Linked DNA regions of Homo sapiens: region 1 is linked to region 2. Evidence: read pairs that join two places in POLR2A ChIA-PET (ENCODE). Cell type or tissue: PC-9. All regions are shown on one strand.

Region 1 (4,000 bases), 52 kb before region 2:
TCCCTTGCCAACTAGCATGAGAATTAATCCTCCGAGTGTAATTATGGAAAAGGGATACTTGACAAACGTTGATGACCTTCTTCCTGCTCTCTGTCCTCAAAAACTAAGCTTTTACAACAACAACAGCAAAAACACACACACACACTGAGCACCCAAATCTCACTGGACTCCATACTCTGCTCTGGGCACCCTCTCTTTATTTTGACTTTGGGAGAGGCACAGGACCCCAGAGATTCCTCCCACCAGCTGGCTCCAAATCCCAGGTGCTCTGTATGAGGCAGTAATCAATAGTGAGATCCTGGGACACAGGCTGGTTGCAGGAAAGGCCTGGCCTAATTAAACATGCTGCGAAAATTCTTGTAAGAGGGCCTATCACAGCATATGGCCATATATAACCATCGTGTACAGAAGAGGCACTGCCCTGGGGATAGGATGGCAGTTACATGCACACACATGAATGGGCATGGGGCTGGGAGGAGGTAAGAGCCCTTTGGGCCAAGCCACACTGGAGGAGGTGGAGCAGTGAGGCACCATCCCCCCAAGCTGCCGGTGCAGGACGTGCCTTAAGTACAACTGTGCTCTGGCTTTAAACTCTTCCCTCCCAGAGGCTGTTGAGCAGAGGGCTGTGAGGCTGGCGTCAGAAGCAAAGGCTTCCTCCTCATTTCCTTAAAAGTAAGAAAGCAGTTCTTTGGCACCCTGCCAGTCACTTATACCTGCACAGAGGAAATGTCAAATACACTCCTAGCTTGTGTTTTCAGGGGTTTCTGGCTGCTGAGGTGAAGGCAGGGACATAAAGTTTAAGTGTTAAAAAGGAAGTCACTTGTTGAAAGCCTTTTTAATTTCAAAATAAAAGACAGAAATAGAATGCCACATAAAAGAAATGTTATCACCACCAATGGTAAGAAATAGACCTCTGCTAAAACTGCGTCCCAGTGACAATGCCCCCCTCCTCCCTAGAAGTGACCACTATTCTGACTTTTATGGTAATCGCTTTCTTTCTTTGCTTCATAATTTATGACCCCAGTGTGTTCCTAAACACAATCATTTAGTTTTGCCTAATTCCCTTCCTTTCCCTTCTTTTGTCTTCCCTCCCCACTCCTCCCCTCCCATCCTTCCTTGTTTTTTTAAGCTCTTTTAATCAGCAGGTTTCTTCTCCATAGAAACCATAATAATTCTTTTAACTCTTGCTCTTAGAGAAAAAACAAAGCTTGTTTAGTTACAACTGTTCTCTGAAGCACCTGCTCTTCACAGCTACCCTGCTTTTCTGTGATACTGTACTCAGAACATTCCCCCCAACATGTGGTGCAGTGGCTTAGACTACATGATTTGGAGACAGATGTACATGAATTTCAATCTTGCCTCAGCCATGTACCTGCTATATGTCAAGAGTTTCTTAACCTCTTGGCCTTAGTCTCCTCATCTAAGAAAATTGGAAATAGCAATTCCTCATAGGGTTGGAGGGAGGTTAAATGAGAGAACACACACAAGGTGCCTGGCACAACATAAGTGCTAAATAAATAATCATTGAAACTATCGTTATTTCACATTATTTCATGTGGAAGGATGTAGTTAACTTGAGCAGAGGACAAACAAGTCCTCCCCAGCTTCCCCTGCCTTCTTCTCTGTGACTCCAGCATCGAGGATGCCCCTGTTAGTCGTGGTTCTTATAGAAGCCACTGGAGGGATTGAGCTGGGAGCAGAGGTGGAATGCAAGCTTACACCTGGCTTTTGGAGAGTGTCTTAGCCATCCTTTTTCTTTGTCATATCCTCACCTGCCCTTTTCCCCAGTGAGCCAGAGCCCAGGTACAAGAGTCAGAGATGGGGATCAATACCTAAGTGGTCTTGGGGAGGGGGTCAATAGAGCTGAGTGGTGCTGAGGCAGGAGCCTCACCTTTCCTGGTCCCCACCTCCCAGTCTTTGTCACCATTAAACAGTAGCTCCAGGACAGGGCAGCATTGCATAGCCCTGCCCACACCCATTCTGCTCATCTGACCACCACTCAATTTCCTACCAAGGACTGGCCGACTACTCAGATGCCAGACCACCAAGACAAATGTGGCTCTGTTCTACAAAGGAACAGAAAGTGAATGTTTCTTATGCCGTCTAATTTAGGGGGGTCGTGATTGTCCATCTGGTGGTCTGGGGGTGGGGGTGATATGCAAAATCTGGTATTTCCCTCCTCTGAAAATTAATAGGGCCAAATGGAAGAGAAGGTAGAGAGGCTGACTCATTCATCATATTTTTTCTATAGAATAAAAAATAACCTATAATATCCTGATTTCTACAATGCCACTGCAGGTGTCGATCAGGTTACTATAATCTGGATGGGGGGAACCCTGAGGGCTGTACCCAGTGTTTCTGCTATGGGCATTCAGCCAGCTGCCGCAGCTCTGCAGAATACAGTGTCCATAAGATCACCTCTACCTTTCATCAAGGTAAAGCCTTCTATTTTCTAGGTTTTAGTTTTTTAATGTTGTACAGGGCTTTGTGTTTAGAGACAACCACCTCCGCATTCACAGGATGGATTCTCTTTAGAAATTCTCTTATAGTATTGAATGTACATTATTTTGTCAGGGCACTCAGGCATATCCTGATGTCTTGAAAAAGTCATAGGCTGAAAATAGTTCATTCATACTAGTGAATATAACTTAAAAGAATAACTAAAAAAGAGACTAGATTTTTATTTCCCTGAATTTTCCATCCCCATCTATTTCAAAACCACGAAGGAATCATTCATTTGGTTTGGAGAGTGTATGAGTCTTCCTGGAATTCACGTTCACTAATAATGCTGTTTTCACATATAATAAATGAGCTGATTTATGTGAAATTAGTTCCCAAGCTACAGAACACTATAAAAATATTGGAAACTGATATTATTTCAACATTAAGTCTGAGTTTCCCTTTGAAAAGACTGGACCCGGGCCAAGCGTGGTGGCTCACACCTGTAATCCCAGCACTTTGGGAGGCCGAGACAGGTGGATCACGAGGTCAGGAGATCGAGACCATCCTGGCTAACATGGTGAAACCCCGTCCCTACTAAAAATACAAAAAAATTAGCCGGGCGTAGTGGTGGGCACCTGTAGTCCCAGCTACTCGGGAGGCTGAGGCAGGAGAATGGCGTGAACCCGGGAGGCGGAGCTTGCAGTGAGCCGAGATCGCGCCACTGCACTCCAGCCTGGGTGACAGAGCGAGACTCCGTCTTAAAAAAAAAACAAATGAAAAAAAAATGAAAAGACTGGACCCTCTCACTTCATTAAGGTGAGAGCTTTTTATATAAATACAAAAAAATGCAAATTACAGGCAGAAGAAAACCTGCTATCTTATCACGAGTCAGACTCAAAGATGAGAAATCATAGCAGCTGCGGGATGGGAGCAGGTGAAGTTGAGAGCCACATAGAGAGATACATGCAGAATTTTAAGGACCATTTGCAAATGTGGAAATATTGAGAAAACCCCACTTTCTACTCACCACTAGGACTTGTCGGCAAGCAAATCTTTCTTTGTTTAACTTAATAGATGATGAGGGCTTGTCCAATGCAGACTGATTATGTTTGTGTTCCAGATGTTGATGGCTGGAAGGCTGTCCAACGAAATGGGTCTCCTGCAAAGCTCCAATGGTCACAGCGCCATCAAGATGTGTTTAGCTCAGCCCAACGACTAGACCCTGTCTATTTTGTGGCTCCTGGTATGTGAGGAATAATGTCTCCTATAGAGGCCAGCTTATAGGACTAGGAAGTCAAGATAGAGAAATTGAGTTAGAAATTGTGGAAACCATATAACTTTGGGTTCAGGGTAGCAGCATCTCCGGGTAGTGCAACCCCAGAAGAGAGATGGGGGCTAAGCCTGATTTGAGAGTCACTAAGGAATGGCCCAACAGAGCAGAATGTGGTGTCCCAGAGGTCAGACCCTGGTTGAGCTACCTCCTTTAATCAAATGGGAAGTTTCTACGTTTACCACCAAGGCAAGAAACCAAGGACTGTGGCCAAACCTATGGGTCTAT
Region 2 (4,000 bases):
GAAACATGCTCCCTCCATTTCAGTAAAGGATCCTCCACCCTTGCTGTAGCCCCTGCCACTCTCTGGAGGAAAGGCTGGGAGGAAACCAGTAAGGTCAGAGTCCAGCAGGTGGAAATGCATTTCCAGGATGGCCCTCTTAATGAAAAAAAAAAAAAGAGAGAGAACCATTCTTAAGAGGGGCTTCCCAGATGAAATCATCCCCACTCCCACTGCCAACTTAACTGGGGGTGTGGGAAGGCAGGGGATTCCAGACTCAAGTCAACAGCCTGGAAACCAAACCAACAGTGCCTTTCACATGAGAACAGCCAGAATCCCCCATTGGCAGGAGCTGAGCCTCCTTCCCCTGAGACTGTAATTTGGTATCGTTTGGTATCAGTCGTATCAGTGTGGGGGCCTAATCCCTGGGGTGCAAGAGTCCATCAGGCTTCCTGGCTGGAGCTGGACTGTCTGATAAAAACCATCTGAGCCTGAATAGCCAAAGTTTGTCTTTGTTCCATTTATCCTGGGGCCCTGGGATTTCTTCTGGAGTGGCTAATGCCCGAGGCTCTTCCTCTGTTTATTTTCTTTGGTTGTTTTCCCATAGCTGATGGATGTAGGAAGCAGTTAGCCCACGGCTGGTTGGCTGGAAAAATGTAGGATACAGCCAATTAGAACCAGCCTGTGGAATGCTGGGCTTTGAGGAGCGCAAAAAGAAAAAAAGATAAAACAATTCCCTCAGTGGCCATCTCTGGTGGCTGATGTTCCATCCCCAAGTTTTTACTCTTTTGGGTTAAATATTGACTCTTGCTCATTTGAAATGCAAATACTCTTGAGAGCAGCTAATACATGTAATCATTAAACTTAATGATTTTGCTGCTTGCTCAAAAGTTAATACCTTCCCAAATAAATACCAGGATCCACCTATTTCAACCAACCAGAACCATCTCCCCAAAGGTCTTGTTCCCCCCACCGAATCTTTTATATCCTCTTCCCTCCTTAAAAAGCTCTTCTCTTTCCACCTACTTAACCCAGTCCTGCTCACAATTCAAAGCCCAGCTCAAGGGCCACCCCCTCCCACAGAAAGCAAAGTGCACGGTCAGGTACTTTGTCTACTTTGTTTTCTCACATGGCTGGGTGCTCAATAAATATTTTAAAATAAGTGAATAACGGCCAACATTTATGGAATGTTTACTAGGTTCAGGAACTCTTCTAAACTTTTCACATGTTATAGTTAATATAGTATAAAGAAATATTATAATGAAAAGTAAGATACTTTTAGACTGCAAGTGCCTCAAGGATAAATACATGCTACGTTTATCCTGGGCACTTAATAAGCATTTGTTGAAAGATTGATTGAAGAAAGGAATGCTTGAATCAGAATTATTTTTTTCTTTTTTTTTTGAGATGGTGTTTCACTCTTGTCACCCAGGTTGGAGTGCAGTGGCGCTCTCTCGGCTCCCTGCAACCTGCACCTCCCGGGTTCAAGCAATTCTCCTGCCTCAGCCTCCTGAGTAGCTGGGATTACAGGAGCCTGCCACCACGCCTAGGTAATTTTTGTATTTGTAGTAGAGATGGGGTTTCACCATGTTGGCCAGGCTGGTTTTGAACTCCTGACCTTAGGTGATCCACCTGCCTCAGCTTCCCAAAATGCTGGGATTGCAAGCATGAGCCACCACACCTGGCCTTGAATCAGAATTAATTTGCCTGCTGGGCACAGTGATGGACAAAGCAGCTGGCAGCATCGGATCCCTACACAACGGGTTTTGTTTTGGGGAGAGGAGTGAGTGCAAATGCCTTCTGCTTCACAAATCTGCCCATGGTTGACCCTGTAGCCTCTGGCCTTGGCTTCCCACAGTCCCTGATCCATGCCTGGATGCCTGCATTGATGCTGGTGTCAGGATGCAGCAAAGCAAAGGAGCAGGTCTCCTGGGAGAGACTAGTTCTCCAATAAAGAACTCGGGAATGCAGTGGGGTGGCAGGAGCTGGGTTCTGATCTCCGAGGCTGGTCCAGAAGTCTGGATCTTGATTTCCCATACAGCCACTCTGTTCTATTACACTTGAGAGAAACTCGATGACTATGTATGGAATTTTTTCTCCATGGAATGTAAGGGGAAGGGTGTGTCACTGGTCAGAGAGGGTCAGAATTTGCTGTGGGCTAATGGATCTTTGTGCCTAATGGGAAATGCCACAAGGGATGTGTTTGGGGTGGGGATGGGGTCATCCCATTAGTCATATAATTAGATTTCTGGATGGAGAGCTTTGGTTCAAGAATCCAAAGTGAAAGAAAGAGCAAAACTGACTCAGTAGAGAGTGTGTGTTGGTGCTGGAGGAGGCCTTGTCAGTCCTGCTGTCCAACAGACGGTCTCAGCCGGTTCCAGCCTGGCTGGAGGCCGGGCTGCTCCACAGCCCCTTCAGGCTTTCTCCCCAGACCCATTTGAACCAGTGGCATCCCTCCTGCCTTGTTTCTGAAGATATTTGGAGAAGATATGAGAGGCTGGAGTGCGGGGCCGGGGCCTAGGACATTTCCTAGAAAAAGCTTTGATCTCCCTCCTGCCCTTCTGTCCCCAGTCATGGGCAGTGTTAAATCAAGTTTAGCCTAAAGCTGCCTCCCTGCATATTTTAAGTTCGGCCTAAAGATTTCTCTGTGTACATGGTGAACTATAACAAGTGGAGGTGTAAACAGGCTTTAGCTTACATTTGTGCCAATTACCAAGTTTTGGCCAATCAATGTAGCCAGCTGTTCGAACTGTGTTCAAATAAGACTGTTTCTGTACTTCACTTCCATTTTCTGTACATCACCTTCCTTTTTCTGTCCATAAAACTTCTACCACATGGCTGCGCTGGAGTCTGAGAGCCTACTCTGGCATGGGATGCCGCCTGATTCGTGAATTGTTCATTGCTCAATTAAACTCTTTTAAATGTAATTCAGCTGAAGTTATTCTTTTAACAGCAGATTTCAGGGTTTTGGCCTCATGGTCTCCAAGCAAAGTCTGTGGTCAACAAGTATCACTCGGGGCACCCGATAATAAAGAGAAATGTGCTCTGAGAAAGGGATGAATGAATGGGCAAACGAATGAAACCTGAAACAGAAGCAGGTCTCACATATCTCGCTTCCAGGAGTCTCATGGTTAGGAACTGAAATTCCTAAAATGGGCGTTTCCAGGCAAACCCCAGATGGTAGAACTTGCTAGTACAATAAGCAGGGCTCATTCTGTATCCACTCCTGAAAGATGTTCCTTTTCCAGACCTTGAGATCCAACCTTCCCCAAATAAGAGCAGTGGACTAATTCACTGAGGTGCTAAGTAATTTTGTGCTGCCTACACCCTCCTCTGCCAGCTCTATTTTTCTTTCTTTCTCTTTCTTTCTTTCTTTTTCTCTCTTTTTTCCCTCCCTTCCTTCCTTCCTCTTTCTTTCTTTCTTCCTCTCTCTCTTTCTCTCTTTCTTTCCTTTCTTTTCCCTCCCTCCCTCCCTCCCTTCCTTCCTTCCTTCCTTCCTTCCTTCCTTCCTTCCTTCCTTCCTTCCTTCCTTCCCTTCCTCCCTCCCTCCCTTCTTTCTTGCTTTTTTGCTTTTTGGAGTCTTGTCACTCAGGCTAGAGTGCAGTGGCACAATCTTGGCTCACTGCAACCTCTATCTCCTGGGTTCATGCAATTCCCCTGCCTCAGCCACCGGAGTAGCTGGGATTACAGGCATGCACCACCACGCCTGGGTGATTTTTGTACTTTTAGTAGAGATGGGGTTTTACCATGTTGGCCAGGCTTGTCTCAAACTCCTGACCTCAAGTGATCCACCCACTTCAGACTCCCAAAGCACTGGGATTACAGGTGTGAGCCACTGCGCCTGGCTGGCCAGCTCTATTTCTAGCAGACAGCCAGATCTTTTACAGGAGGAATTTGCAGGACAAAACCAGAATGCTCTGAAGTCAATAACTTTATTTATTTATTTGTTATTTATTTATTTATTTAGACAGAATCTTGCTCTGTCACCCAGGCTGGAGTGCAATGGCACGATCTCTGCTCACTG

What was found. ChIA-PET counts read pairs that join two places held together with the same protein. Peaks named below come from ENCODE experiments on the same cell type or tissue, not always from the same donor. Only the 100,000 strongest peaks of a DNase experiment are listed, where the experiment ranks them.
Region 1: POLR2A ChIA-PET joins it to region 2 with 11 read pairs; 14 of 35 experiments call an interaction of 5 or more read pairs at or near these places.

The regions. Positions count from the first base shown.
Region 1 is chr1:183,218,527-183,222,526 of GRCh38, forward strand. LAMC2 (laminin subunit gamma 2) reads left to right here. Exons shown (of 23, transcript NM_005562.3): 5 at 2,299-2,435; 6 at 3,563-3,685. Among named protein-coding and RNA genes, the nearest start is that of LAMC2, 34 kb to the left of the region's middle. In PC-9, no CTCF peak of the experiment used is centred here; no DNase peak of the experiment used is centred here.
Region 2 is chr1:183,270,390-183,274,389 of GRCh38, forward strand. The region is part of intron 8 of NMNAT2 (nicotinamide nucleotide adenylyltransferase 2); the gene reads right to left. Among named protein-coding and RNA genes, the nearest start is that of LAMC2, 86 kb to the left of the region's middle. In PC-9, no CTCF peak of the experiment used is centred here; a DNase peak (open chromatin) is centred at 2,122; H3K27ac peaks cover 3,104 bases.